Regions from separate parts of the Homo sapiens genome. Here region 2 is linked to region 1. Evidence: chromatin loops called from intact Hi-C (ENCODE). Cell type or tissue: heart left ventricle. All regions are shown on one strand. Links, peaks and the distances in the headings refer to the core of each region. The heading gives the core; the rest is flanking DNA.

Evidence for each region. A loop is a pair of places that touch in the nucleus more often than their neighbours do. Peaks named below come from ENCODE experiments on the same cell type or tissue, not always from the same donor. Only the 100,000 strongest peaks of a DNase experiment are listed, where the experiment ranks them.
Region 2: it touches region 1 in a loop (2.6-fold over the local background); 8 of 110 quality-filtered maps call a loop at or near these places.

Annotation. Positions count from the first base shown.
Region 1 is chr5:68,290,184-68,306,699 of GRCh38, reverse strand. It overlaps PIK3R1 (phosphoinositide-3-kinase regulatory subunit 1), which reads right to left. Exons shown (of 16, transcript NM_181523.3): 8 at 14,339-14,441; 9 at 13,501-13,599; 10 at 13,217-13,397; 11 at 12,866-12,991; 12 at 12,022-12,164; 13 at 11,376-11,552; 14 at 11,212-11,280; 15 at 10,359-10,529; 16 at 4,879-9,288. The coding sequence ends at 9,099. Among named protein-coding and RNA genes, the nearest start is that of PIK3R1, 83 kb to the right of the region's middle. In heart left ventricle, for the core only: no CTCF peak of the experiment used is centred there; no DNase peak of the experiment used is centred there; H3K4me3 peaks cover 2,489 bases; H3K27ac peaks cover 2,294 bases.
Region 2 is chr5:68,525,522-68,542,037 of GRCh38, reverse strand. The region is part of intron 3 of LOC105379013 (a long non-coding RNA gene); the gene reads left to right. LOC105379011 (a long non-coding RNA gene) reads left to right here. Exons shown (of 4, transcript XR_001742694.1): 2 at 10,121-10,278; 3 at 15,119-15,224. Among named protein-coding and RNA genes, the nearest start is that of PIK3R1, 320 kb to the right of the region's middle. In heart left ventricle, for the core only: no CTCF peak of the experiment used is centred there; no DNase peak of the experiment used is centred there; H3K4me3 peaks cover 898 bases; H3K27ac peaks cover 791 bases.

The DNA of each region.
Region 1 (16,516 bases), core at 8,517-16,516:
TAGAACAATATTCTGCTTCTGCCACAGACTAAATAAGAAAGCACCATATGGAGAATATATCTGAAGAACCATTTCTAATCGAACATTGTGTAAGAGGCACTACCACTTACAGAGATCCCTTTGACAGATTCCTCTCAAGTGTCAGGGCCAGAGGATCGTTTAGTTCACACTGAACTGACAAGTTCCTTCTCCCAGAGCACTGGAACTATGAAAGCATTGTGCACCCCTTTTTTTTTTTTGCCTGGCTAATAGGAAGCTTTGTTTTCTTTCAATTATTGAAACTTAGAGACAATTGGTTTTTATTTTCAATAACATCTCCCTTCCTTTCTTCCTTCACTACTTGTTTTGTGTCTATTTCATGGCTTTTTTGTCATACTTATATTTAATGTTATACAGTGTATATTAATGTATACAATGTATTTAATGTTATAAATACATTGAATGTATTTAATGTTATAAATACATTCAATGTATTTAATGTTATACAATATTTCAGAATAATAGAAGAGCCAGCCACACATAAATTGGTGATTTTTAGTCCATTGGATGAGTAAATCAATGCTGTGTGCCTAAGAGCCAATAAAAGGTAAATACTTCCTGAAAGTAGGTACAGATATGAATAAATATAAATATCTTATATAAAATATCTTAAAAGTTACAGATTTTGGGTGATTTACCATGTGTCCAGCCAGCCCTATCCTAAAAACGACAGGAAATCGAAAGCGATAGTTTTGGGGAATCTAATCTTGATAGGCAAGACTGACTAACAACTATATTTATTGCCTTCCATTTATTAAGTGCCAGCCATGTTGCAGGTGCATTCTGTACATCTTATTTAATGCTCACCCCTAGAGACTCCAATAAGTCAGGTTTTCTATTAAATGGATACCCAGGTGATCCTAATGTTCAGCTAGGGTTGAGAATTTCTCATCTAAAATAAAAGGAAAAGGTACAGTTGCATGCAGATCACGTCTAATGTGCCAAGGCAAAGAGCCAAGTGAGGCCCTGGCATCTGTCCCTGGACAGGGAGAAAAGTGGCTTGCCTGAAGCTGAGGTGTGTGATGTCAGCTGTCTGAACCACCTGCAGCATGGGAACTGCAGATGGGAACATTGAACTCTAGAGAACTTATAATGGAGATAATGCCTTTGACAGTATTGAAAAACCAAACATGTCACCTGAAAAGTGATTATATTAAAGAAGTACAATGGTCTAGCCTCAATAGAACCAGCTTCCATGAAGGCTGGTGGGAGGAGCAACCACCAGGAGTACATGGGCCTGTTTTACTAGAGTAGGAAACATTTGAAATGTCAACTCTTCTCTGAAGCTTGGCCTAGCTGCTCATGCAGGCCTGCTTGAGACTTAGTGTTCATTCCTCTCTGTATCTCATGATAGAGGGCAGTTGTTTGAGTTTGCTTTCACCAGCAGACTGTAATCTTTGATTTCACCTGTCTTATCACTGGACCTTCAGAGGGAAATAGTGTCCAGCAAATAGTAGGTGCTCAATAAAGCTTTGAATGAATCAGTACGTTAGACATCTCGTTGGATGTCTTATCCTCGCAGGTCCAAAGAAACAGATCATCACCACTGTCAACAAAACTATTTTAAATAGTTTTAAACATGGCACTGGGCCTCTGTTAGAGGACAGTAAATATGACATAAAGTGACTAGCACATCATCTCCATTGTGATGAAGTTATCTATATTTTTTGATTTGTGAGGGTTTGGACTATAAATCACTGAGTTCTGAAATGAGAGCTCCATAAATAAATTGGTTCCAGCGAGTTAGTCTTACAACGTATGGTATATTTCACAGTCAAAACTATAATTCTAATGAGCAGTCTTGGTGATGAATAGACCTCCCTTGTAACTTTCTTCCTAATGTGATTAGTGGTGGTAGTTAGAGGTTGACTGTCCTGTTCTCATATTATAGGCCAAACCTTTACACCTGTCAAGACAGGTATAGATTTAGAATATTTTATTTAACAAGTTAAGCCTGAGGTGATGCTTCAGACTCTTATGATTGAGTGCTACAGAGAGAAGGGAATTTCTCTTTTCCTTCTGGAAAGCAAAATGCAGATTAGCATGTTGGTGATTACTCATTTATCCTCCACACCCTCCCTCCCCCAAAGCATCTCAGCGGTTTTCTGTTGAGTTGATTTATGACAGCAATACCAAACTGGAGGTTACAAAGTGCTATCTTTTGAGAAGATAATCTGAAGTTTGGAGAGTGAATAATCAATTCTGTCTCTTTAAGATATTGCAACTGATTTTTATTTTTAAATAGACCTTTTAAGGGACAAGTTCGGGGGAAAAAAAAGGGTTTTTGAAATTGACTGACATTGTATCAGGTCTTAACAGACTCTACTTTCCTGCCTCCCACCATGCCCCAGAGGGTTTGGTAGGCCAAATTCTCTTAGCACTTCACGCTTTAGGTAGATGGGCAGAGTGTCATTTCCAAATACACTCTCTCCACACTGTCAAGAACTTGGCTGCCAGTTTAGATTCGCCTCAAGTGTCACTTTTAAGATGTCAGCAAGAAAAGTATACCCCAATTCGAGGCATGCTTTCACTTGGCCATAGTCACTGGCAACATAAAGGACCATTAGTTGTGGGTTAAAATTGGTGGTCAAGTTGTAAATGGAGAATTGGGGGACTGGGAATCTTCATTCAGCTCACTTAATCACAGCATATGCTCTAGAAGGAGTCCCAGAGGCCCATACCTTTATCTCACAGATAAGGAGTTGGAGGCCTGGAAGGTGCCTTGAATTGGCCCACTTCCCACAGCTGGTTAAAGACAGATAAAAAGAGCAGACTGGGCCTCCTAAACTGCAAATCAATCTGTTTTCTTTTTCCTATGGCCTACATTATGAAAATAAATTAGAAAGTAACATATCACTCATTAATGGTAATGGTTTTTAGTTAAAATGCTAGAAGTACTATTTCAGTAAGCAGGTGATCTAAAGTCGTGATCTTCAAACTTTAGTATACATTAAAATCACTCAGCTTGTTGAAACAGATTGCTGGGCTCCAGTGTCAGAGTTAGTAGGTCAGGGGTAGGGCCTGTGAATTTGTACTTCTAACAGGTTTCCAAGTGATGCTGATGTGAATGCTGTTAGTCTGGGAACCACACTTTGGGAACCACTGGTTTAAAGCAAGCCCAGGCTATTTCCTGTGATTCATCATTGACCACCTGTGCACTGTCTACTAATTGAAAGCCACATGGTTACCTCCCCAGCAAAAAGTTACCAGTGAGCCTTTTTTTTTTTTTTTTTTTGCATTCTCTTGTGCATTTTCCATTGAAAGTCTATTACATTACAGCATAGGGGCAAAGAGCTCTGGCTTGAGAAGCCTATGCGTTCAACTCTGTTCTCAGATGCTGCATGATCTTGAGCAAGTCATCTCACATCTATGCTTGTTTTCTCATCTAAAGAATGGGAATATAATCATCTTACCCAGGTAATTGTGGAAAGAGTAAAACAAAGAGTTTAACAGATAATAATCACTTGATATGTCAGAGACCAGTGTGTGTATGTGGGGGGGGAATTACCCTAGCTCTTACTGGAATAATTGAATGATAATTACTTGAGTGAGGGAAGGGTTCAGAAACCAAATGGGGGTGGTGAGGGAAACCAGACGTTTAGCAACAGCATAAAGCTGCAACCACTTCTTGGGCTGGAGTAAAAAATGGGAGTAGGTAATGTTTCCAGAGCCTTCTCCTGAGAGCTAGAGCAGAGGGGGTTTGCTCAGACCTGAAAATGAGGGTCTATCTGGCAGGAGCTAGAGCCAGGGAAGAGACACCTAGAAGCCCCAGGACAAGCGCTCCAGCGAATATAGTTCTCTGTGATACCAAACAGAGCAGGGGGAAAGCAGAACATCAGTCTGGGAGCTACTGCCATACTCAAAAAATATTAGTCATTGTTGCCCTGAGAGTAATTATTTGTACGTCCCTCTCCCCTCTACTACTAGACTATGTCTTTCAGGTCTAGACCCTCACTGTGTCTACATGTAAACACCATATACATGCAAAGTGGTATTGCCTTAAGTCCACTTAGCAATCAAAACAAATGGGAAAGTTATCCTACAGTAAGACTTGTGTATCTTGACTAGGTGATACAATGTAAAATCTGCATTTGAGGTGTAACTTAGCTCCCTGTCTACAGTCCCATGTCATCCCTGCACTGTGAGTGTTCAAAATATGCAGACTGCACAACAGAGACAAAACTGGACACTTCGTTCTTAGAGGATGATTCTCAAGGTTTGGGTATGAATGCGGAGGAGGCGAGAATTGAAGGATGATGGGCATTCTAGTTTTCCTATAGCGAGAACGTGCCTTGAAGGGACATTACCTAGGTGTATTTCCTCATTTAAGATGGTGAAATTGGCCGGGCGCGGTGGCTCACGCCTGTAATCCCAGCACTTTGAGAGGCCGAGGCGAGTGGATCACGAGGTCAGGAGATCGAGACCATCCTGGCTAACACGGTGAAACCCCGTCTCTACTAAAAATACAAAAAATTAGCCGGACATGGTGGCGGGCGCCTGTAGACCCAGCTGCTCGGGAGGCTGAGGCAGGAGAATGGCGTAAACCCAGGAGGTGGAGCTTGCAGTGAGCCGAGATAGCGCCACTGCACTCCAGCCTGGGCAACAGAGTGAGACTCCGACTCCGTCTCAAAAAACAGTGAAATTATGAAAGACAGCTCATATGTATTACTTACATGTGACCACTCAATGTCCTTCTCAACTTTACAAAAATGAGATACTGTGATAACAATCAAAAGGGAGTGGGTGGGAGACAACAGAAATAGCAGCAACATTTATAAGCCAAAAGGTAGCTGTTTTAGAAAGATTTCTTAGGTGATAAGTGAAATTTCAACCCAAAACTTCAGTTTCAAAACAACCTTTATTCTGTTTGAAGATCTAATACAATGCATTAAAGCAACTTAAAACAAGACATAGCTCCATTGAATCTATAACTTGAACGAAATGTCAAGGAGGCACACTACCCCCACCCCCCACCCCAGTTGCCTTGTGAAGGCAAAGTTACAACTGACCGTGACATCCTCCCTCTCGTCAAAAGACCAACTTTATTTTAACAATGTCATATAAACAGATTTTTAAAAACATTGAACAGATTGTAGCTTTAAAAAATACACAGGTATAAATGAGTTTTTTTTTGTTTTGATTTTTTTAAATACATATATATATGTGCATATATATACATATATGTATATACATATATATATACACATATATATATATATACACACACATATATATATATATATATATATATATATATATATATATATACACACACACACACACACACACACACATATATATATATATATATATATATAGCAGCATCCTGGGCAGCTAATGCTATCTCATGGTGACAAGTTTCATGTTAAGTTGGATAGTCTTTCCAATTGACTCAATTCTATTTCCTCCCCACCCATAATACCAGTATTTTATAGAACTAGCTTTTTAAAAAATAAGAATTTGGCATTTTGGAACTTTGTCCCATGTGAGACATTGTGCTTTAAACTGCCCCTTTCTAAAAATGACCCTAAACTCAAACAGATCTCAGTGTCTGCGTTTCAACTAACTTGGATACCATACATAGCAAAAGCACAGTTGTTAAAACCAGCAGATTTTTTCTTCCAAAGGAACATCAGTAGGACTTCCCAAACATGTTACTAGTTCATAACCAGCTATATGACAAAGCAATTGGTTCCCCACAGTGACAGCTCACATAAACACATTTTGACTCGACACACTGAAAACAAGGATTTCCAAGCTAAGCAAGTCATCAGACCAGCTCCCTAAAAGGAGTAACTTTTAAAAACACAAAAAAGCCAAAGAAATATGAACTTCTCACTTCACTTACAAACAATTTTCACCTTTGTAAGACAAAACAAAGCAACCTCAAAGGGAAAAATCCCATACACATAAGTAAGAATTGTACTAGACGTTCGCTTGTTATGTACTTTATGTACTTGAACTCAACAACTACTGTGGATCTGTTTTGGCTGAAAGGTGTACTGGAAACACAGTCCATGCACATATACATATATACATTTATCAAAGGCCATGAAGTTATCAGATGTTGCAAACACATGCTTTTTGCCTTTTCACATGGTTATGATCTCTCGTGTGTGTAATGTGAGGTCCCAATGCTCCCACTTCTACGCCCAATCACAGCCTCACTGCAGCTTAGCTTCTGGCTTTATCTTTAGGATGCTACACTGGGTGGGAAAAACTGACGCATGGATAAAAATCATATATCAGGAGTGCCTCTGCTGTATCTATTCATATTCAGCCGTTCAGACAATATTGTTAGGACTGTCTGATGAAATCCAAAGTGGCCGGCTAGCAAAGTATCTAAAACGACAAATGCGGTGGGCAAGCTACACTGTAATCAAAAAGGCATTGGGCAGAACAGGTCTGGTGTAACTCAAGTCATATGGAATGATGAATCCTACTTTGCTGTTCAATGAAAAGATCTATTGCACTTATGTTTGTGAGATGCAAAAATAAGGCAAATGCCTAAATACCGTATCATCTTGCAAAGAATGTTGAAGCACAAAGATTCACAAAACTGTAGCTTTTAATGAAAATATTCAATCTCAGATCTTATATTTTAGAAATAAAAATTTGTATGTAATAGCATACATGTGCTACCAAAAAAATACCCACAAACCTAGTTTAAAAACTGTTAACTAATTAACTGTTAGACTTGTGTATGATCTAGAAGGATATCACAATAACTTTAAAGCAGAGACGCAGACTAAAACCAGGGAAATCGTCAGTTGTCTGGCGATGAGAGGGAAATGGTCAGATCAGTAGAGTCAAGTTTGAGGGCTAACAGTCTTGCTATAAGACTGACTTTTGCTTAAGTATGAGTAGTTTCATGTAAAGAGGACAAATAATACATTCCACAGATTTTTCACTCAGCTGCAAGACTGATTCTTTCAAAAGGAACAACATTAAAAAACAAAGTAACAGAAAACCCTCACCCTAGTACTTAAACAGAAATATAGCTGTGGGTAAATCTAATATGGAGAAAGAGTAATTTGAAATTGCAAGATTTCATTTAGTCTATTAGGGTAGTGACCATATTATGGTTGCTAATTAGTCTTTATGCCTCCCAACACATGTACAGTTCCTACTGAACATACCAGCTTTTGCATATCTAAATCAGGAAGAGAGACCTCTCACTCCTGCCCTAAATGGGAAACATGATGCTAACGTTTCCTTCTCCCCCCCGTAGTGAAGCACATACAATGATTAGAATGAATGAGAAGGACTGCCACTTGGATTCCTGCAATGACCATGACTTTAGCGAGCTCCACACAGTCCAGAGCAGTGACAGTATGACTGTGTCTATTTGCTTTATGTTCTAAACCAAATGGAAAGCTAGGAGGGTAACCAACATACCACCAAAAGTATTTTTCAGATCATGCTTTTTTTTTTCCTAAAATGAGTATTTGCTGGTCATGATGGATAGTCTAATGTGACAGAGATGATTATCCCTTTAAACCAGTGTTCTAAACAAAGGTGAGCGCTGTTCCAGGAACCCAAAAACAAACTTGGCACTTCCTTCCTAAGAACTGAAATACCTGACCAGTCACACTGTATTAGAGATACAGTAGGTTTGTAATTGTCATTAATTGATAACAACTAGCAAATCAAAGTGAGAGAAGACTGAAGTAGAAGAAGCAACTTCACTTTGCAGTTATTCACTTCTCTGTAAATCATGAGAAAGTGCATATAACCTTGCCTCCCCCTCCCACCACCCCACTTGATACATCCCTTCACTACATTCCCCCTCCCTAGATTCAAGAAGTTCACAATTCTTTATGAAATAAACATTGCCAGGTACCGTATTTTAAGAGTCTTAAAACAACATTGTTGGACTCAGCAATACTTTGTCATATTCATATATCTTTTTCATTTCTTTTTTTTATTGAATAAAGCAGCTTTGAAGCTTATCAGGCACTGCCCAACAAAACAGTCCAAAAAAAATCTGTTATGAACTTTTTAACCTTGGGCTAACAGCCAAGTACTCTGTACAAGAAAAACTGTAAAATATTTCATAGTTTTAATTCTGAAGCCATTTTTTTTTTTTACTGGCATCCTGTACATTTACTTTTAAAAAAGGATAACAAAAATGAATATTAACAAAAATCCGGGACAACAATATTTTCAAGCAACAAAAACTGGGGTGGGGAAGCTTATTCTGAAGGTACATTTAAAACTGAAATAACAACTTAATGAAAATTAAGAATTGCATAGCGCTGTGAATTTAGCCTTCAGCAAAACAAAACAGAAGCTATTTGGTATTGATACAAATCCATCTATTTGATAGTTAGTCATCCAATATTATGTACATATTTTATATACTGAATGTCATTTTAAGTCCTGTTTTCCAAACTCCATTTTTCTGTTGCTGGGTTTTTGTTTTTTGACAAGTTAAACACTTTCTGGCACTTTCTATGACAGAATTTCTTCTGAACATACATGAACTGACATTCTCCCAAAGCGTCCCTTGTGAGTGGACGTGCCTTTCTGCTACATATCGTTCATTTGTTACAAAATGAAATAATCCACAGTGCGATGTGTCTGGGTCCACCGTGCACAGCAACATCCAGGCTAAACCAGGCTGGACCAAACCTTCTCAGGCCAGGGTTCTTCTGCCTCTCTCTCCTCCGCTCTCCAGAGTCCCAACTTTCAGCTGGTAAAGCTTCAGAAAGCATTAACAAGCACCATGGTTAAAGGCCTCTTTGTCCCTGCACGCAGAGATTTTTGCATTTCTTTTTCTCTTTGTGTTGTATGTGGTTGTGGCTTTAAATTAAACCAAAGAAAAAAAGAAAAAGAAGGGATAAGCACTCCAGCTTAGGAACGTGTGGTCATCATACAGCCTTAGGCTGCATGTCTTCCCCTACTTCTTTTTTGTGAAAGAAAGCTCTAGTCCCATCCAAAGAAAGATGGCTTCGTTTCTGCAGCTCAATTCACAGATCAGACTGGAGAGGAGCCCTTTGCTTTCCAGAGGCCTCAGGGTGGCTGAACTTCAGGAGAAGGATCAAAGAGTAAGCGCTTCATCGCCTCTGCTGTGCATATACTGGGTAGGCTAGTGTGACATTGAGGGAGTCGTTGTGCTGCACAAGGGAGGTGTGTTGGTAATGTAGCACCAGTTCTTTCAGAGAGCTGTACAAGTTATAGGGCTCGGCAAAGCCATAGCCAGTTGCTGTTTTGTTTATGACACAATGCTTTACTTCGCCGTCCACCCTAGAGAGGAGAGAAGAAAAACTGTCTTTTGAGCTTGTCCAAGACAATTCACAACTCTTCAGGGCATCTTTAATAAAAAGCATTATTGTGCAGTCTCAACTTGGGGAAAGGGTCCTAGGTTACAACTGACACCTGGCCGAGTGCCTTGGGTAGGTAACCCAGCTTCACTGACTGACTGTATTTTCATCTTTAAAATGGTTTAAAGGGAAGACAATAGTAAAATACATGTAATACAGTTACTTTGAGAAATGAAATGAGATCATGCATGCAAAATGCTAGATAGAATGCCTGACATGCAGTAAGCATGCAACAAGTGGTAGCTTCCAATCATGATGAGGACAACTATCTGCAGTGCTCCATGACTAGCAGTGTTACTATTACTCCCATTATGACTATTCATAGGATTCCTTCTTTCTGGCTGTCCTTGAGGTGTCTGCACAACTCTCCATCTCTGCATGTGCCCTTATGCACAGTAAGGACAAAAGTACCCTTCTTTGCTGTAGGACTATTTCTCTCATTAAATGAAAGGTGATCATGGAGTGTAACATACTTTTAGAACCATTCCCTACTAGAGGACATTAATTTCTTGGAAATGGTGATGTCAGTGATCCAATGTGGGTGTACCTATCTCAAGGATAATGATCAGAATCCTTTTTTTTTTCACCTGTTCCTGATGAGTATTTTTCCTATGGGTGATGTTCTCACATAAATTACCTCAGATTCTAACTATAGTAGCCTTGAGAGGCAAAAAAGGCAGGCACTGCCACTTCCATTTTAAAGATGAGAAAAAAAGACTTGGCGATTTCTCATGATTAATTAGCACTGAATGGGAATCCAAACCTAGTCTTCCAACTAAACAGTAGGTATCTATTAGACTGTATTAACATACACTTCTGGCTAGACTTTAAAATGGTATTACAGCTGCTTTGGTTTCTCTTCTACATTATTGTACTGTAAGCTTATTCAAGACTAAAACTATGTCAAATCTTTGCCCCCAAAACTCAATGAATGAATAAATGAAACATCTCTTCATGAGATGTTGTAAAGAAAAGTTTGCTGGAGATACATACACTACAGAGCAGGCATAGCAGCCCTGTTTACTGCTCTCCCGGACAAGAAAAGTGCCATCTCGCTTCCCTCGCAACAGGTTTTCAGCTTTGTTTCGGTTGCTGCTTCCAACATTCCATGTCTTCTCATCATGATGGGGCAAATCTTCATCATCTTCCACCAGTGAATATTGGCTAGGCAGGCAGGACAGAAAGTTTCTAAATGAAGAGTGCAGGAGCCATCAGCCTGCCTTGCTGTCTTCCCTAGGCATACCCCCGTCACTTCCCTCCTGGCCCCTACCAAGCCAGTCAGACTGGCCATCACATGCCTGCCTCTGCCCGACCTGAGTTTTCCTCTCCTGGTATTCAGCCTCCAGTGCAACCTCCCAGGACAAAGAGTTACCAATCAACTGTACTATTTCTGTTTTCAAGCAACCACACTCAGGTACCTGGGCAGAGTGGAAGGTATTAAAACAATCTCGTTTATCCAGTTTAGATCAGGAAATTGACTAGGCAGATTGCCAGTTTTTGACTAATTCAAACAAAGTATATACTTAAGCTTTAAAATATATTAAGCATAATTATTTTTTCTCTGACTGTTCCAAAAATATTTTGGGATTTTTCAGATGTTCAGGGACATCATTATGGACACAGAGAGTTGTTTCACAGCATTATGAGTAAAAATAAATCCTAGTCCTCCTTAGCTAAGCTTTCTTTTTTTAAAATTCTGGATAATGGCACTGAGTTTATACATTTTCTCCTACAAGATGTTCCAAACTCAGTAAAATTCCTCACTTGTTCTAAAAACAAAGCAAGTCATGCATTTTCCTAAAATGAGAAAAATCTTCTGCTATCACCATCTTTAGTAACTACTTACTCTTCAGTGTTTTCATTGCCCAACCACTCGTTCAACTTCTTTTGCCGAACACCTTTTTGAGTCAACCACCTGAAAAACAGTTTTGAAAAGAGAACGCATTAACTCATCCTGAATTGTAGCAATCACCAATTATTCATGTATAGGATTCCATTTCAAATACTTACATCAAGTATTGGTCTCTCGTCTTTCTCAGCTGGATAAGGTCTGGTTTAATGCTGTTCATACGTTTGTCAATTTCTCGATACTCAGCTGCCTGCTTCTTCAAGTCTTCTTCCAATCTTCTTCTACTGTCAATAATTTCACTGATTCGAGACTTCAACTTATCATAATTATGCATAATCCTGCAGGCAAAAGAAACGTATTTGTTATTATCTGGGTACATCAGGAACGGTCCCCAAAGTTTATGAAAAGTTTCACTATGGTTTCCCAGCAGTTTTCCTTAGGTAAAGCGTGGCTTCTCTTCCTGTCATTTTTTTTTTTTTTTGGAGTGGCTCAACATATTTTATTTTATTTTATTTTTTTATTTTTATTATACTTTAAGTTTTAGGGTACATGTGCACATTGTGCAGGTTAGTTACATATGTATACATGTGCCATGCTGGTGCGCCGCACCCACTAACTCGTCATCTAGCATTAGGTATATCTCCCAATGCTATCCCTCCCTCCTCCCCCCACCCCACCACAGTCCCCAGAGTGATATTCCCCTTCCTGTGTCCACGTGATCATTCAAAGCACAGAAAGCGAGATCATCTTTAAATGGTTTTAGAGGATTTTGGTTATCTCTAGCACAAGAACAAGGGAAACACCAACCTTTGTATTTCTTTCTCATTGCCTTCACGTTTAAACTTTTCTATGTATTCTTTGCTGTACCGCTCTTGGGTCTGGCACTGTTCTTCAAATATTTTTATGGTTTCATTAAATGCTTCAATAGCTGTCCTTTTCATTTGGATTTCCTGCAACATAATTTTAAAAAGATAATGTCATACCTTTCATAGAACAATCTCTTACTGCAAGACACTACCAGGACATTTGATCTGTATTATTAGCAGAGTGGGACTCAAATTCATAAAATCCATTAAAACAGTATCCCAGAAACAAGTATTTCCTCTGGAGAATTTTCTCAATCTATGAAAAATGATTGCGTAGCAATTTCCTATAGTTTTTATCTTCTTAAAAGCTATTGTAGTTTATAGCATCCCTGTTGTTTTCTGTTCCCTCTGGCATTCCCAGATACATGAGTGACCAGTGAAGAATAAGGGTCTAGAAAAGCACAGCAGTATATAGCCCTTCCTTTTCATGGTAGGATATATATTAATGCCTAAATCTCCATTTCAGGGATTAGACAAGTCTGTGAAACTTCCAGTTATTACTAACTTCCAATCTAAACAGGATCCTTCTATCACGAATTAAATCAACTTGAAACTCAGTGACTGCTTCAGTTATCACGTGAACTTAATTTATTATTCTGATACTTAAAATTTTTGGTTTAAAGCTTTAGAGATATTACACTAGAATAATCAACAATGATTCACAAATAAATGCTCTCACCCCCACCTCATTCGTAAAAACTCAACCTTTTAAATTCTTTTTTCCATGTTAGTCTTTAAAAGTTTAGAACTCTTATTTTTTAATCTGATTTTCATAGAAAACTCACCTGGGATGTGCGGGTATATTCTTCATATAATCTATCATATTCTCGACTTTTTTCTTGAAACTGAGTGTTATATTCATGTAATTTTTTCCCTACAGCTTCAATATTATCTTCTTTGACAACTTGATCCTAGAAAGATTAAAATAAATTCAATGGATAAGGTATTTAATCAAATAACAATTGTTTAACAAAATAGCTGACATGGAAACATCTTTAAAATTGCAATTATGTAATTACGAGTGTCAAGTTTTTTAGACTTGATTACATGTAATTCATCTGCTTCAAATGTTTTCTAAGTATTAAAAGGATCTTGTCTAAACATCGTAACTGGATAATTCATTCAGTTTTTATTACCTGTTGGTATTTGGATACTGGATAAAGTAATTTCACATCCAATTTGGGATTATACTGAGCTAGAGATTCATTCCGGTAGTGGTTTATTAATTCAACCACAGAACTGAAGGTTAATGGGTCAGAGAAGCCATATTTCCCATCTCGATGAAATATTTTGATTAATTTGTTATTTCCCCCTTTCCTGTAAAAACAATATAAAAATAAAGGTATTAACATTTTGGAATAAGGAAATATGTTTTAATATCAGCCCAAAACCCTAATTTCAGCTATATTCCCTGGCTTACCTTAGTGTAAGAGTATAATCACCATGCATTTTAGTAGACGCATCTCGTACCAAAAAGGTCCCGTCTGCTGTATCTCGAAGTTTTTCATTCACTTCTTCCCTGAAATGAAAACACAAAACAATGCTCATCTTAAGGTTTAGTGACCACAGATTTATATTTTTTAAAATAGGCTATTTTTTAGAGCAGTTTTAGGTTCACAGCAAAATCAAGTGGAAAGTACAGTGAGTGCCCATATTCCTCCTGCCCACATAGATTTAAATTAATGAATTGCATTTTCAGAGCTCACTAATAAGAGCTAATAATTTGTTTAAATAGAAATGTTAGCAATTGCAGTCTCATCACAAACAGGTGCATATCACTTTCACTATTGGTGTATCTGTGGTACTAAGTTTTTATTTTTTCAACCAAACATTACAATCTCTCTGACAAATGAGCACAGAAACTCATGATCTCAAAAGAGTTTCTCCAACCTTACTCCCCCTTCCCAAAGCTAACATAAAATGGCATTGTTTTCTTATTGTGTTTAAGGCAAGAATTCTTAGAGTTGTGCTTAATAGATAGAGTGCCTTCACACTCTGTTCTTAGGCAGTGCCACTTCACTCTGGCACTTCACTGACATCTCTGTCAATAATGAAACTTCCCGGGTATTTAATTTCCTGTGGCATCCAGCACCCACAGTTCTCCAGTGCTCAGTGACTTTTTCTGGTCGTCTTTGGAAGAGAACCAACTATGCTTCATGCTTATGTTGGATGATATCCTAAAAATGGAACTTAGCAAGCTGGTGCTTTTCTTTCTTTTAATCTAAAACTCTCTGAAAATGAAGTTTCTGTAGCCTTACCTCGAGATATCTCCCCAGTACCATTCAGCATCTTGTAAGGACATATTGTTATTCATACCGTTGTTGGCTACAGTAGTAGGTTTTGGTGGTTTAGGAGGCAGTGCTGCAGATGAAAAAGAAAAAGTTGTTCGCAATCCCAACTACATTAGAACTAAATTTCTTTAGATGAATACTTTTACTTTAAAAAAATAAAAAGTTAGAGTAACTGAAATATATAGCATTAGTTCACAATTCCATGCAATATGGAAGATAATTTTCTTAAAAAAAATCTTTCAGAGCATGGCTCAAAAAGAAATGAAACTGAAAAGGAGAAAAGAGAGAGAGCCTTAGAAACTAACAAATAAATTGGGCTGGCCATGTGAATAAATTTCAAAGTAAATCCAGAGTCATGACATTCTGTACTTCTAGATTCTAGTTATATTAAAGTTTCATGCCTGGTCAAATCCATCTAAAGTAAGAAACTATGAACATATGAGTAGCAGGAATAACATGAGTTGGCTTTAATTTCCTCTTATTTAATTACGAAAGACAAATTTGGTCTCTGTCCTCCACAAACTCTGTTGCAGTAATAAAAAGGCTCATCTACAGCAGTATGTTTTAAGAGGAGCAATTGGGTTTCTCTAATCTTAGTATTTCAGGCACTGTTCTGCCAAAAGCCACTTTAAGAAACTCTCATCTGTGCCCTAAATCTCTTTAATATGTTAATATTCTGTTGGATAAATTGTGCTCTATATACTAGGTCTGATTAAAAATGATATCCCCCTTCCTCAATGTCAAATCAGTATTCATATATACCAATTGGTGACAAATAAAAGACTGCAGTATTCCTGAATACCTTAAATGGGGGCAGGGGGAGAGCTAACATTGGAATAAAACAACTTACTTAGGAAACAAAATAAATCTAGGATTTTTAGGTAAATTCTGTCATAAGTTTTAAAGCACTGTTACTATTTTAACTTATACAAAAAATGATTTCAGGTATCTACCAAGAATATTTTACAAAGACTAACAATAATGGAAAGTCAACTTCTTTTTTCATTATAATATCTTAATATGAGAGAGCAAGCAAAGTCTCAACATTTAGAGAACTGAGTTGTAATCACTGCTACATTTTACATGCTTTCTAAAGTACCAAGTGTTATCACTGCAAAGTGCTACACTGTTCTCATCCACTGGCAACAGAGAAAAGCAGCACAAAAGATGCATCATTTTAATTACAGGGACAATATCCCACAACATAACTCACCCAGGGAAGGATCTCGATTAACAAAAGACACCAGTGAAAAACTGGAGTTCAATTCATATCCATTCAAGTAAGAATAAGCATTTACCACACACAGCCTGAGCTGCTTGCTTCCACAGACAGTCAAACAATCTGTTTAATTTTTAAGCCATGAGCAAACTAATTTTTATCAATGAAACAAATTAATAAAAACAGAAATCCAAAAAGGATCTTTTACAGTAGCTTTCGAAAAATTAAAAAGCCACGAAATTAACTAACTCTCTACAATAATACTGCAGTATTACCTGGTGGGTCCATTTCTATATAAAACATCAAGTCTGTGCCACAATTTATATCTGTCTTGGCATATTCTAAATCCAGGTCTTCCATATTCCAAACAGTATTGTACATTTGTGCAAGAGTTTCCTTGGCTGAGCTCAGTTATAAGAAAAGAGTCCGGCTTTCTTTGTAATGGTGTCTTGGAATTCATTTTAAAACCTATAAGGGGCTGCACTGAAACCTATTACATCACACGCCCCAGCCAATCAAGTCAGAAAAATGTCACCAGACCACTCCTGCTTCATCAGTTCTCTTCCATACCAGCCTTAACATAATGCCAACCTCACTAAGAAGCTACATTTAATAGAACTGCAATATATACATGCTCATCCTTTCAAAAAGGTGTTTAATTTGACTGTTCTCCAGCAGCGAGTTTTCTAATTCCTTGTTTATTACTCCTTGCAGCATGGTACGCTCTGCTGTTGGCAGGTTGACAAAAGCTGATATGCTGCAGCTCCGAGCTTTTCTCCCCACTTAGTGCATCTGGGTTTATAGATAGCCCAGTCATTCCTTGGTTTAAAAATCTTACAAAGGCATTAAAAGGGTATACTTAAGTTATGTTTTATAGTCCTTAGATATCTCTCATGTATAAGAGAAGCAGTACGGACTACTCCTGG
Region 2 (16,516 bases), core at 2,703-10,702, 240 kb before region 1:
TTTAATATTTAAGAAACTATCAAACTTTTTTCCAAAGCATCTATACTATTTTACATTCCCACCAGCACTGAAAATGTTCCTAACTCTCCATGTCCTGGAATGTTGACTATTATGTCTTTTTTATTATGGCGATTCTAGTATGTATGATATAAATCTCCTTATGCTTTTGATTTGCATTTCCCTAATAACTAATAATGTGGACCATCTTTTTTCTGCAGTTATTAGCTAGTCATTGATTTTTTTTAATGTTTATTCCTATCTTTAATCCTTTTTTAATCGTGTTGTCATCTTATTGAATTGTAAGATATTTTTGTATATTCAGGATACAGGTCCTTTATCAGGTATAGAATTTGCAAATATTTTCTCCCAGCCTGTGGTGTGTCTTTTTATTTTCTTAATGATGTGTTTTGAAGCACAAAAGTGTTGAATTTGATGAAGTCCAAAATAAAAGTTCTTTTCTATTATGAGTCATACTTTTGGTATTGTATCTAGGAAATCTTTGCTTAACCTAAGGTTTTGAAGATTTTCTCCTAAAAGTTTTATATTTTAGCTTTTACATTTAGGTCTCTCATCCATTTTAAGGCAATTTTTGTGTATGATGTGAGGTCTGAGTTCACCTTTTTGCGTGTGGAGATGCAATTTTCTCAGTATTATTTGTTAAAAATACCGATGTTTCTGCTGTTAGATTTCCTTGACATCATTGCCAAAAATCAGCTGACCATAAATATAACAGTTTATTTATCTTAATTCGATTCTATCTTTATGTCTATCCTTATGCCTATGGTTACTGCCGATTTTGATTATTGTGATATTCTGGTTATCTAAAGAGAATCAGTGCAAATGGGCTCAAGACATTGAACTGTATTTTTTTTAAAAACAATTCCTCCCCACAAAAGGAAATAGAAAAAATGCGGTAATCTAAGAAATTATTTGCATGAAAGGAGAACCCTGTTTGTGGGGCTACGATGGCTGTCATGCAGAGAAGCCCTGCTGTATCAAGTGAAAGCCCAAAGAAAATGGGAGACTTGTATTAAACAAGGGAGCGCTCGGGGGAGGGGAAGAGAGCGTGGGAGAACTGAGCCAGGTGGTCAGTTAGGGAAAACATCTATCTTCCTTACCTGCCCAAACTCATCAAAGAATGTCAACTTGGAACTCATTTAGTAAGAACCTCTAATTTTTTAAATGAAAAAGTCTCTAAAAGATTGTGATTTATAAAGAAAAAACCTCTCCTTGTTTTTCTAGGGGTAAAAAAGGCAAAAACAAAGCTACTTTGATACAGGAGACTGGCTTCTAGCTCTCCTGTCTTCTCACTCTTTCCATTCTTTCTCTAATTTATAATATGTCAGGGATCTGTCATTTTGCTCTAGATACAGACAGAACCAGCCTCTATGATTCTTTCTAAAATGGATATAGTATCAACAACACAATTGCTGTTTAAAATGACAACAATGTAGCAAGCCTAATTTCCGACATGATTTAGCACAACATGCAAAGGAGAAGGAAGACATCTGGACATTACTGAAGTCCCTTGAGATGTTTCCTGAAGGGTCCCCTTTACCAAATTATGTGTTGTAGAACATGAGTATTGAGATTGCTTCCTCAAAGGGAGTACTGTATTTTTAACTTCTCAGAGACAAATAAGAGGAGAAGCTCATGGAAGAAATATAAGCTGACTATATCGTATAAAAGCACTTTTTCTGGAGTCCTGCTGAGAAGATGTGGCCATAACTCCTAATGTACTTTGCCTGGAGTAGCCTGGGATCCCTGGGACTTCTTGAAGGATAAAAATGAGCTATAATTACTTTGGGAGCCTTCCTTATTTGTGGGTAAAATGAATTCCACATTGCCAAACACTATAATCCAAGTCCCTTTCTCATTCTACTAGGTTAAGTAAAATAATATGACCTCTAGATTCAGAAACATATTACAATGAGCATGTGACAACACATTGGTACCGGGTGATGTCCAAAAATTTTGGCTTCTCTATCATACCAGCCACTCCCTGAAGAAGGGCACTTTCAGTAGAACTAGGACATGGGACAGGTAAGTTCTGATGAATGGCAAAGGAGACACGAACAGGGTGGAATGCACAGCACTTATGCAAAAGCTTCAGATCTCAACATGTGAAAATGAATTGACCTTTCAGAATGGTAACCCATGTGGATTTTATATTAAATTTCCTTCCACATAACCAAGTTATACCAACTATCACCCTGAGTACAGAACAGGAATTTGGTGGATCTCAGCTGAGTACTACTGTCCTGAATCTGACTCACATGCCAATCAAACAAGAAGCCCCTTCCACCCCTTATACCATACCACCAAGACAGGTGCTGGAAGACAGGTAGAAACCCCAAGCCCAGGACTGGCACAGGACGAAAGATGGGGGAAACTGTGTCTCCGCACCCATTCACCTGCTTTAGACACCCCCTCTTTTTGTTTTCCTCTCTTCCTTGCTGCCCCTAGAGCCCTGCAGTGGCTGCTTTTTCACTCAGTGTCTCCTCCTAGATCTGTACACTCAGAAAACACCTTCCTCATTGCCTACCTCTTCCTCAAAACAAACCCATCCACCTGTTCTAATGGGCTCTCCAAGGAGAAGGCAGCAATCCACTCACACAGGCTGCTAAAGACTGACTGTGTTAAGGATTCTAATGGGCAAGTCTCTAAAACACTACAGAGGTGATATTAGTTGACAGAAGCTTGTTGGAAAAGGATTTAGAGGCTAACAAGGGCTTTCAAAATCACACAGCTTTGTGGCCCGAAACCCCCTCCACCTACACTCCATAGCCTCTCCCTCTCTCCTTGCAGAAGCCCAGAGAAGCCAGGCTGGCCCAGGCCACATGCATGAGGGAACAATCCTGATGCCTCTTTAGCCTTGTTCTGCATGATTAATTGAGGTTATTGCATTGAGACTCTTGTCTGATTGTGAAAAAAATTATCCCAAGGTGGCCTCAGATTCTTTGGTTAGTCATTGCCATGCCTTAGGGCTCTTGTGAGCCCTGGACACACAGCGACAACAACCAGCCACCGGCTGCCTTCTGCTCTGTGGCTCAGATACTTTGTTCGGACCATGCTGTGCTCCCAGCTTGGCTTCTGTTCCATGGAAACTGTGAAGTGCTTATTGTCCTGGGGCTGGTTGGGACTCAGGAAAGCTGTACGGGATGAGAGCTGTGCAGGACGAGAGCTGTGCTGGAGGGTAGGCTGCTTGCAGGATTTAGGGAGGAGGAGTGGAGCTGCTGTCAGACCCCAAGTTCTGGTGGGGCTTCCCAGACCTTTCCTTACTCCAGGGATCCAAGAAAGGGCTTAAGGGAAGAGTTGGTTGTGGAAAAAATATACAGAGGAGCCCTGTGGTGACACAAGGCATGGTGGGGTGGATGGGCAGGGATGGGGTAAGGCCAAGGAAGCCTGAGTAGACCTGGCTTTGGCTTGTGAGCCAAGCTCATTAGCAGCAATTTCTGGAAACTAACAAGAAAAAAGTATTTAGCAACTGTCATGAAAAGACTCAAATAACTTTTGAAAATAGAGTATTTTCCCCCTGATTATAAAACTTCCATGTTTACTGTAGCAAACATAGAAAACACAAAAATCACCAATGAAAAGACAAAAATTACCCAAACAGGGGTAACTGCTGTTAATCTGTTAACATTTGGTATGCATTTTCTGAGCTCTTTTTTTCCTTATACATATAGAAATCATATATGTGTATATACACACTTTTTTAACTAAAGGAGGAATCATATTTTATTACATCCTGCCTTTTCCACTCAGCATTATATATTTTTCTATAACATGATTTTAATTGCTGAACATTATTCCGTCTTTTTCCTGTACCACAATTTACTCAATCAAACCCCTATTGTTGGACATTTATGTTGTCTCTAATTTTTCCTAATTATACATTTTGCACATAAGTCTTTGCTCACCTTCATAATTATAATCCTTAAAATACATTTCTAGAGAGGAATATGCACATTAAATTTTTATACATACTGTCATATTTTCTTCCAAGAAGACTGTTCTAATTTATATTTCCACCAGCAGTATATGAAATGTATCTTTGTCCTTGAAGCCTAACACTGGGTAGACTATATCTTTGTGAATCTTTGTCAAGGTAAGAAACACAAAGTTCTATCTCTTTATTTTAATTTCAATCTTTTTCCTTATTAATGTGATTTGGTATATTGCCAATAAGTGGGGTCTTTCTAATTTTAATTGCTCTAGAAGATCTATTTATATATTGGAATCTCTTCTTTTTGTTTTATATAATGCAAATATATTTCTAATTTGTCTTTTCCTTTTAATTTTGTTTTATAATTATTTGAAGTCATATAGTCAAATGTATTGATCTTTTTACTTTAGAGTGTCGATGCTTGATGCTATTTAGGAAGATTGCTTCCATCATGGGATATAATGGTCATTTTTTGCCTAAAATTTAGAAGTAATATTTTAATTTTACTAGAAACTCTTTAATCCATTTATACTTTGGGGACACATGGTCTAAAGTAGGAAATTTAACTTCCTTCATCTTCCCGCAGAGGTTAATCTATTTTCCAGTATCATTTATTGAATAATAGAGTCATCCTTCATCAATATAAAATGCTACCTTGTTGATATATTAAGTACTTATGCATGAACACTATTTCTGGATGCTTTATATAATTTCATTGATCTATCTGTAGAATTCTGAAGCAATACTACACGACTTTAATGATCATAAATTTATTCTACCCTTATATTTATGTATCCTTTTTTCTTCTCAATGTCAGTTTGTTAGTGTTTGCTTCTTTTTTACTGAATCCTTTTTCTCTTTATTTTGGTATTTTGGCTTTGTTTATAATGTGTTCAGAGAATTCTTAGTATACGTTCCCTTCCCCCTTTATTTAAAAATACATTTAATATTATAAATTTGCTTCTGATTACAACATTGCTTCCATACTATAGATTTTAAAATATAATATCCTAATTATTATTGTTTCCTAAGTATTCTTTAATTATAGTTTTGACTTTTTCTTTGTCCCAAGAGGTATCTTTAAAAGCACCTTTGGATAATCAAGTAGTAGTTTGAAATTTTCATACTTTTATTTCAAATAAAATATAAGATATCTTGCTTGGAAAACTTACTGCTGTTTTCTCTGTGATGTAAAGCATGTCAATGATCTGTCAATGGGGTCCAGAAGTCAAATGATATAAAATGAGCCATATCAATTATATTTATCAAATTCTCTTTCTCCTTATTTGCTTTTTTGCCCCTGATCTGTCAAAAATTTATTAGAGTTTTTCCCAACTATTGTTCTGTACATCATTTCGTATGTTCTAGGCTTTTGCTTTATGTATTTTGATGCTGTGTTATTCTGTAACTCACATGTTACTGTATCTAAGAAAAATATCACCAGTAATGGGACAAATTATGTACCACCTGATAAGATGCAATCAGAGCATCAATTCTGTGTTGTTTCTGCCAAAATATATAATCTCATATAATCATGAGGAAATTCCAGATGAACCTTAAGTTGAAGGATATTCTGCAAAATAACTGGCTTGTAATCTTAAGATCCCAACCCTTAAAGTCACTAAGGTCAAGGAAAGACTGACAAATTGTGCCAGATTGATAGGGATTAAAAGACATGACAATTCATCTAACACACCATCCTGAATTGGATCCTTTTACAATTAAGAACACTACTGGGACAATTGGTGAAACTTGAATGGGGTCTGTGGATTAGATGGTAGTAATGTATCAACGTGCATGTCTCAGTGTTCATGTTGGTACTGTGGTTATGTAGGGAATATATCCTTTTTTTGAAGAAATTACAAACTAAAGTATCTGGGGATGGTGGTACATCACGTCAGCAACTTACTTCCAAAAGGCTTAGGGAAAAAAGAGTTCTTGGTACTTTTGAAGCTTTCCTATATGTTTGAAATTATTTTAAAAATATTAAATTAATATGAATATATTCTGAGTCATCTGGACCTCCTCTTTACCCCAAATCTTGCCATATAATTGGTCTTTACTGCCATTGGTGCCAATTAGCATCACTATAAGTGGTGGTGTTTGGCTTTTGAATGTGTTAGTTAACATATTTGAGTGCTCTGTGTCCAGAGGGGCTCAGCTAGCAACCTGAGCAGTGAAGTAGTGCAAAATTGGGAGAAGTGGGGAGAGGGAGCAGCAAGGGCTTGTAACAGAACTTCCTGGAGACACGCAGAGCAAGGAAGTATTGATAGTCCCCAGGTTGCAGTTGGAGGCTGAAATCTGGTTCACAATGGAATAGAATGAATTCTGCTGAAAGCAGTGACCACTTTGCCTCATTTTTTTTTTTCAGGGGTGAGACAAAATGTGCCATGAGTGATGGCCTTTGGTGATCTACAGACATCCCTGGCTCTAGCAATCATTTGTGTAGGGAGGTAAGCAGACAAGTCATTGCCAGGAGACTTAGATTCTTGTCTTGTCCCTTCCGCAAACTAGCTGTGTGACACTGAGAAAGTCTCTTAAGCTCATAATAACTGGATTTCCTGTTCCATAAATGAAGAGGCTGGCATCTCAGGTTCCTTCTAAGTTTCAAATTATAATTTTGACACCACTGAGTATGGATGTTTTAAGAACCTGAAGGAAAGAGAGATCCATTTGATCTGGAGCTGGTAGAAAAGCCATCAAGGAGTAGCTGGGAGAGGAAACAGGCGCCTCGGGGGAAGACTTCAAGAAAAGGCAGAGGGTTGGAGTGAGAGGTAGAGACAGTAGAGAAAAAAAGCCTGGGGCTGGGGAAGGCGTGGTGGGGTAGGGGGTGGTTCCACATCTTTCACCCACAGGAACTCCAGCCCATGAAGATCCTGGCACAAGTTTCTGCTTTTAAGGTTGTTCTGTGGATGAAACTCCCGAAAGCTGTCGGTACCATTAGGAAATGATTAGCTATTAAATGCCAAATCTGCTGCCTTACAGTATAGTTACTCGTTAGTGTTTTAAGGGGATGTTATGCTTGTTGTTTTCTTAAACTAGTAGGCAGACAAGAGGAGAGCAAAGGGAAAGGGAAAGAAAGAAGAACTCTAAAAATTAATTCGGCATTGCCATATGAAACGTCATGGGCCATGGTTGGGCCTTGGGAGTGCTTTATTATTTTCTCCCTGTCTCTAAGAAAAGGTCTGGGTATGGTCCGTGTGGAAGAACAGAAAGCAAAAGAAACAGGGACTCTAAATGGTGGAATGACCCAGGGGAGCTCAGTGGCCCACATACCTCTCATTCCAGTGACCCCAATACCACGGACCCACAGCCATGTGCACCCCCTCCCTGGGCTCTGCATGCTGTGGGGGTGCCCTGGCTTTATCTCTTGGTGACAAAGTGGTGCGATACCTCCTGGCTCAGCCTGGAGAAGCTGGGCAGAGAGGAATCTGTCCCATGGGGCATATATCAGGCTTGGCTGGCCCTGTGGTTAGGAAATTCTCTGCATTTATCTAAAGCAAATAAAAATGTGGGCAGCCTGTCTATTTGTGAAAGGCAGACAAACGCAGCCCAGAGGAGAGAAGAGCCTGTACCCGATGGCTAAATGGAGCGTGGAGCCCTGGCAAGGAGGAGAGAGAAACGCAGCCTGGGCTGGAGGCCATGGGTGGCCCGCCTGGTGGGAACAACATTATTCCGCCCCCTCTCCTGCTTTCTGTGGCTGGGAACACAAAGAGAAAGAGGGTGGGGTGGGGGGGCTTGGCCTCTCTCCCTGCAGAGGTCGGTCCACTGGCCTCTAATGATTATTGTGTTTAATGAATTGCAGCTTGTAAAAGGCTTTGAAGCTAGAAGGCAAAGCCTGAACACTGAGGATTCTTTTTCTTAAATCATTTTATTCTATGACTCGAAAAACAAAATCCCGCTTGAGCAGAGAGCAACAGTCAAGGCTGCCAAACTCCACTTGTGGTAACTTTTTTTTTTTTTTAAACAGCAGTTAAAAAAATATGTGGACTGCAAAATGTGTACAAGCCAAAGCACAAAAAGACAATGGACATGACATTTAGGCAGGAGGTGGGGGAAATGCAAAAGGGACTTCCTCTGGAGCAGTAACAATTAGCCCCATTAGCTTGTGCATAACCCATAAATGTAAGGTACAGGGAAATGGTGGGAGCGAATCATTGTGGTGCCCCTGGGAACATCTCTCTAGGCTGGAACCATCTCACTAACCGGATGTAAAAAGATCATATGGTGTGTGTCTTTCAGTGGCAATTAACCTCAATTATTATCCTATAGTCCATAAAAACAGCTGCATGGAACAGGGTCTGTGAGGGATCCGTATCTAGGTCTGGAATCTCCTCACAGTTCTCCAAGAGAGTGACTATGTTTGGGGCATTTTCAGACATGCTATAAATCCTAACTGGCATTGTTTGCTCCCAGCGATAAAAGAAAGGGTAGCAGGTGTGCCTCCCAACCAACCCTTTATTGCCTGGGCATGTGACAGCATTTTGCGGCACCTCAGTAATGAGCCAGAGAAGAAGGAAAGGCAGATGAATTTGCCAGCATTATTGCAGGTATCTTGAAGGAGAGTTGAGCCCAGCTTTTCAATTCATACAGATCCTTTCTCTGAAGAACCCCTTCCTGATATTGTCACTTTAACACATCTCTGTGGTTTTATTTTGAAATTTTTAAAGGTATGTTGTATTTGTATTTTCCTTTATTAGCATAAAATCAGCATTTCTGCAGATATCAGAATAGTTGCATGCTTGTTCCTTGGAAACATTTAAAACATTTTTGTTCCTCCCCCAGTGTTTTGCTGTTCTCTTCCCTCTTCTCTTCCCCCTCCCCTCCTCACTCTCTTTTCACCTCCTCCTCCTCTTCCCCCTTCCCTACTTCCTCTTTCCCCGACTCCTTCTCCCTCCCTCCCCGCTTTCTCTCTGCTTTTGGCAATTTATTTTTCTAATTCTTTTACACATTTCTAAGGTTTTTACCATTTATATAATCTCATGCTTATTTGCACTTCCTTTTCCCATTCATTTTTAACAAGACTAAAGAAATACTGCATTTGAGTTATATTTGTCCACATCCCTATACTCTATCATCTTGATCAGGTGTCCCTGAGTATCTCTGTTATAGTGTGTTCATGGACAGGTGTTTGTTGCCCATTCTCCTTTCCTACCCTGCTTTAGGTTGTGCTCTGATCTACCCTAAAACCTTTTATGCGTTTCTCATTCTTTCTCAAATCTGTCTTCATTTAAACATTTTTCCTTGTGGCTAATGGGTTTTTTATGTTTTATTTTTTATGTTTTTTATTTTTTTATGTTTTATGTTTTATTTTTTAATGGGTTTAAAGGCCCTGGTTCTATAATCCATGTAAATGCCTTTGTTATTTTTCCATCATACACCCTTTCTTGATTTTCCTTTCTAAGTTGCTTATCTTTCTCCTCCACTTTGCCATCTTTATTTACCATGTGCCTTTCCAAAAAGGCCATATACCATAAAAGAAACAAAATTCTGGGTTCCAGCCTTGACTCAATTAGATCTGAAGCAAATTACATAACCTCTTAGCCCCAGCCTCCTCAACTATGAAATGGAAATTGAAATTGCAAAGCCAAGTTCACGGAGATATGATGATGATTAGATTGAATAGCATAGCTGAAGCCCCTAACTCAGTGCCTGGTATATTATAGGAATATTCAACCACAAAGGTTAGGCTCCCTTTACTGTTTTAGGCCAATCCTGTTCGTTTTATAATTTCTTAATAAGAAATAACTTTCTATGAGTCTTTCAATATAGACAGGTAGAACCTGAAGCCTCATTTCCCATTTTTGTTATGTTCTGACTTTTCAGTATTGAAACAAAAAAATTCTTGGTCTACCAGTAAAGTAGGCTTTGGTCACTTCAAACTTCCTCTTTGAGGAGCACAGCTCCTCACAATAGCTCCATGAGGGCGTTGGAGGCATGAGAACCCTTGTGTTATAGAGGCTCAGGCAAACCACAGAAGTCTGCTCCAGCACTGGGTGTAGTTGTACCCCATTCTGAAAGTCCTCGCAGTCCCAAGTGAATGCGAAAGAAGAGAGGAGTGGCTGTTTAAGGTCCAAGACATGGCTATTATTAAGGGAAGAAGAGTGGGGAAGAGGAGTCATGTTAGCTCCTTGCCCAGTGTAATCAAAGTGCCGGTTGTGTCTATTTCAGGTACAGTCATGTGCCGCATAATGACATTCAGTCAATGACAGACTGCATATATGAGGTGGTCCTGTAAGGTGATAATGGAGCTGAAAAATTCCTACTACTGAACGACATCATAGCCATTGTAACATCATAGCACAACCAATCACCTTTTCTATATTTAGGTATGTTTATTTAGAACTGTATTAGTCCATTTTCGTGATGCTGATAAAGATAAAACCAAGACTGGGAAGAAAAAGAGGTTTTAATTGGATTTATCATTCCACATCTCTGGGGAGGCCTCAGAATCATGGCGGGAGGCAAAAGCCATTTCTTACATGGCAGCAGCAAGAGAAAAATGAGAAGGGTGCAAAGGCGGAAACCCCTGATAAACCCATCAAATCTCTTGAGACTTATTCACTATCACGAGAACAGTATGGGGAAAACTGCCCCTATGATTCAAATTACCTCCCATGTGTCCCTCCCACAACATGTGGGAATTATGGAAGTCCAATTCAAGATGAGATTAGGGTGGGGACACAGAGCCAAACCATGTCAGACCCACAAATACTTACCATTGTGTTACAATTGCCTATAGTATTCTGTACAGTAACATGTTATACAGGTATGTAGCCCAGTAGCAACAGGCTATACCATATAGCCTGGGTGTGTAGTAGGTTAGGTTTATGTAGATTCACTCTGTGATGTTCACATGATGACAAAATCACCCAATGAGGCATTTCTCCGAATGTATCCCTATCATTAAGTGACACATGACTATATTTCATTTCATTGCACTGCATCAGCTTTACTATTGAATCAACCAATGGTTAGCTAATCCATAAGAAAATTGTGAGCAATAACATAAGACAGGGAGAGACAGAGAAAGACAGAGAGAGACACACCCTCACAGAGAAAGAAAAACTCAAACTCAGGTAGTGAGGTCGTAGCTGTTTTGGTGGCTAAGTTCACTGTAGGGTTGAAACGGTGGGGCCAGCGTTTCTCAAGAGACACAGAAATGCAAAGTATTCTAAATTCTGAGAACCTGCCCTAGGACTGTGATGGTGGAGAGAACCACCACAGTAAGATCAAGTCCTGCCCACATGAAGGAGGCATTCACTTTAAAGTAGAGAGCCTCAATTAAGGATGTGTGTCCTGGATGTCCTGAGCCACCGTAAAGAAGTTTTATCTAAACTGGGACATTGTTACACGAGAAATACAGACCTCTAACTCTCCATTTTTTCTGTTTTCCTACCTGGCCTTGGGCACATCAGTCAGTGTTCTCAGATTCTCTTTTAGGAAGTAGGGAAGGGAGGAGTCAGAATAGTGTTCTGTATTTGAAGTTCTTCCCTGAATAAGTAGCCTTTTAAGAGTGTGATTGTGGGTGATCATACTGAGGCATGAGAGCAATGGTTCTCAGAGTTTGAGCCCCTGATCTACAGAATCAGAAATTCTGGGGTGGGACCCAGCAATCCTTGTTTTGACAAGCCCCCTAGGTGATTCTGATGCAGGCTTCAGTTTGAGAGCCACTGAATTTGAGCACAAGGTTTAAGAAAACAGACTATGTTACCTGATTTCTAATGTCAGCTCTGCAATTTACTAATTGTGTGACATCACAGGGCTGTTACAAGTATTAAATGAGAAAATGCCTGTAAACAGGATTTTAACAACATCAGAATTACAGCTGGCACTCAATAGATGGTACTTATAAACTTGGGGGAGGGAATGAGCTGTGAGTCTGCTTGGTGAGAGACTTGCTAAGGGAATTTCTTATTTTTGCATTTCAAACTTCTGTCCACCTTGTTGAACGTCCTGGGTTCTGAATGACATTGTCTTCCTTGTATCTCACTACTATCGACAAAGTGTGGAAAATGTCGTTTTGTGGGGACACTGCTGGTGTATAGAATGACCCCACTAAGAGCAGTGAAAACAGGCTGGCTGACACCAGAGCTGCACCTTATTTTGTCTTTTGAAACTGGGTGGAGGGATCAGGAGTTACCCAGTTTTTTTTCCCTTTGGCGACAATGTTCTTCCTGAACCATGAGGAGTAATGAAGAGAGAAATATCAACATTTTTGTGGTTCAGCTGACATTAAAATGGGAAAAAGCACATCACCAGAATTAGAATGTCCTGTTCATTAGTCACTCTTCCTTCTAAAATTAAAATGTCTCTGCAAGCAGGAAAAGAACAAGCCCTCAATGACCTCATAACTCATTATTTCCAAGGAATATACTTAATTCCCAGCAGAGATGAATCTGGAATCGATTTTCCATTTCTGTCAGCCATTGAATGGCGGCCTCATGGATCCTTCTGAAGGAGAATATGTACTTTTTGTGGGGTTGGCAGGGGCTGATGAAGAGAGCTGGTTGCTGTTGTCGGTGACCTTGTTTGTGGGCAGCTGCTGAAGATCCATTTTCTGTTGCAAGCCATTCTGAGCCTTTCAGAAACCAAGAAGGAGGTACTCAGTCAGGCTTTTTCATTGTAAGGCTTTTCTGTCTTTGCACATGACCACTCTTACAGCTGAAATCCCTTGTCTGGGCCATTAGAAAAAAGTGTGCCAAGCACTAACTGCTGCTAAGGGGTGAGAGGGAAGGGAACTGGAACCTTCATTAACACTAACATAGTCAGAAAGAGGGTCTGTCTGATGATTTCTGTAATATCCTTTGCCTCCACATTCCCTAGACCTCTGAGCTTGAGGTTAACCAGAGCTGTAGCTGAACTATAAACTTTCAGAGGGCCCCCTCCGCAGTGCCAGGTTATACCCATTCCTTAAGCAAGTGGTATAGTTCAGTGTTCCTCTCTGTGGTTAGAACAGAAAAAAATTTCTAGACATGGTTCAAGTATCTCATACTATGACAAGCTGGGTCAATACTAGACACCTATGTGAGTAATATAGCCATTATCACCCCCTCAAAGTCAACAAACTAAGAATGTAGATCATCACAGAATTCAGCAGTGACAAATTCACCCCCAACCTCAGTGAAATGTCTGCTGATTTTCAAATACAGTTTTCATGTTGAATTTACAGTTACCAGCTGTGCAAACATAAGACGATAGGAATGGAAGTCACAAATGAACCACGCCTCAGAAAATGTATACTAAATTTAGCATTTTGTAACTTAATTCCCCATAAATATGCTCACATTCATTTTTATGGCATTAATTAAATTGAAATTATGCTTGGGGCAAATTATTTGCTCAAGGCAAAAAACAAATCATGATTATATGATGCAAAGTCGCTGAATGATGAGTAAATCTATATTTCCTTAGATATATTAACAACCTTAATAAATTGCATTTAAATAGCAGTTTTACATATAACACTCTAATTTGAGCCATTATTTAGCAGCATTGTCTCCCTAGGATGATAGTATAAGTTTCTAGGGACCTGGTCAGGAGACTGTTTCCCCATGGGCCCCTTGCTGACTTGTGTCTTTGTAATAGGATGAATAATAGCCCCCAAAGACATTAGGTCCTAATCCTTGGAACCTGTGAATAGGAAACCAGGCTCTGGGGGCAGAATATGTGAGTTCAAATTTTACCTCTACCACTGCAAGCCATGTAACCTTGGGCATGACTTCTCGGGTTTCAGTATCCTCACATGAAAAATGAGAATTATAATAGTTCTTATCTCACAGGGTTTTTGTAAGGATGCTCTGAGATATACAAGTATATAGCATAATATCTCCCACTAAGATTAGGCACAGATAAGGATGTCCTCTCTCAGTAGTTCATGTTGGAAGTTCCAGCTAATGCAATAAGACAAGAAAAGGAAATAAAAGATACGCAGATTAGGAAGGAAGATATAAAACTCTCAGTTCGCAGAGGACATGATGTAGAAAATCAGAAAGAATTGACAAAAACAAAACAAACAAACAAAACAAACAAAAAACCCTCCTAGAACTAATAAGCAATTAGAGCAAGGTTGCAGGGTGGTCAATCACTTCTATATACCAGCAATGAACAAGTTAAATTTGAAATTAAAAACATTATACCATGTATATTAGCACTCCCCAAAATGAAATAGGTATAAATATAATATATACAATATCTATATGAGGGAAAATACAAAATTCTGATGAAAGAAACCAAAGAACAACTAAATAAATGGAGAGATATTTTGTGTTCATGGGTAGGAAGACACAGTATTGTCAAATATTAGTTCTTCCCAACTTGATTTATAGACACAGCAAAATCCCAGCAAATTTTTTTGTGAACATCGACAAACTGATACCAAAGTGTATATGGAGAAGCAAAACACCAAGAATAGCCAACACAATATTGAAGTTTAGAAGAACAAAATCAGAGGACTGACTTTACCTAATTTCCTAATTACCTTATTTCAAGCCTTACTATAAAGCTACAGTAATCAAGACAGAGTAGTAGCAGGAAAAAAAAAACAAACCCAGATAAATAGATTAATGGCACAGAATAAAGAGCACAGAAATAGACCCATATAAATATTGTCAACTGGCTGGGTGCGGTGGCTTACGTCTATAATCCCAACACGTTAGGAGGCTGAGGCAGGTGGATCACCTTAGATCAGGAGTTCAAGACCAGCCTGACCAATATGGTGAAATCTTGTCTTTACTAAAAAAAAATACAAAAGTTAGCCAGGTTGTGATGATAGGCACCTGTAGTCCCAGCTACTTAGGAGGCTAAAGCAGGAGAATTGCTTGAGCCTGGGAGGCGGAGGTTGCAGTGAGTTGAGATCGCGCCATTGCACTCCAGCCTGGGCAACAACAGTGAAACTCCGTCTCAAAAAAAAAAAAAAAAATTATCAATTGATTTTTTACAAAGGAGCAAAGGCAATACAATGGAGAAGACAGTCTTTTAACAAAGGTGCTGGAATAACTGGACAGCCATGCACACACACAGAAAAGAATCGAGACACAGACTTTACATCTTCACAAAGGTAATGCAAAATGGATCATACACCTAAATGTAAAATACACAATTATGAAACTCCTAGAAGATAACATAGGAGAAAATCTGACAACCTTGGGTTTGGCAATGACTTTTTAGGTACAACACTGAAGGCACCGCCCATGAAAGAAACAACTGATAGGCTGAACTCCATTAAAATTAAAAGCTTTTGCTCTGCAAATACAAGAGAATGAGAACACAAACCGTGAGTAGGAAAAAATATTGCAAAAGATATATTAGATAAAGGACTGTTATCTAAAATATACAAAGCATATAGCACAATGTTTGACCCAGTTAGTGCTCACTAAATATTAGCTATTACTATTATTTGACTATCACTAGTTCGTGTTGCTTCAGAGTCCCTTCATTTCCATCACTTTTCATCAGTTAATTTTTTGTTAGTAGCAGTTGGTTTACGCTAGTTAAGTATGTCTCAGTCAAATCTTGATAGTAGGCTGGCGGATTTCATCAAGAATTTATTGAGCTCATCTTCCAGACAAACCTTGATGACACAGAGGAAATGTGTTTGCTGGACCTGGGGTCATGCAACAGGCCCGTGAAGGCCATCTGCTGTTGGGCATATTGGAGGTAGCAGCAAGAAGAGCCAGCAGCTTACAGGCTCACTTCACTCTACTACCTCCTCAGTGAGAAAATTGGGTGGGGTTAATGACAGTAGGTGCAACCCTCAGGGAGCAGACATGGCTCTGCATCCCCTGGCTATGTAGAGTGGGCTGTGGAGAACCGACTAAACCAAACTAGGAAATAGTACAATTCTAGGGAAACACCTCCTTTCCCTGTCCACTCCCATATCTCGAAGAGTTGGCTTTACAAAGTCTAAATTTCTCTCTCTCTGAAGTTCTGGGGCCCATCTTTTAGAAGCGGTTCCCTCTTGGGGAAGACCTCTGGAGAATCCCCTCTCTCCTTGCCTACCAAGTGCTGTGGGTGCCACCATCCACACTGCCATGGAACTCACAGAGGCAGGGAAGCTGCTCAGGAGCTTCTAGGTGAAGTTTGTGTGGAGTTTGGTTCACAGTAGAGAGTGGGTTGTGTGTGAGTCCAGGGTGGTAGTAATGGTGGCCCTGAGAGTGTGTAATGCATCCTCCACCATCATCCCCACCCCAACATCTCTCTAGTTCTTCCCTCTGGGCCACCTCCTGCTTAAGTAACAAGCTTCCTTCAGCCCCTGTCAAATGAATTAAAGAATAGCTTTAGAGGAATTATACAACGTCATAAATGAAGATTAGTGGGTTTTTTTTTTTTTTGGTGGGGGGGAGTTGAATAGAGTCTTTATTAATGTTAATTTCACCTGCTTCTTTATTTTAAAATTCCAGGGTACATGTGTAGGATATACAGGTTTGTTACATAGGTAAACGTGTGCCATGGTGGTTTGTGAAGATTCGAGTTTTAGAATTTGGGTTTCTCTCTTATTGTTGGGACTATTTAATTGCTTATTAGACACCCATGAGGTGTTGGCAGCATATGGAAGATGTAGGGAGG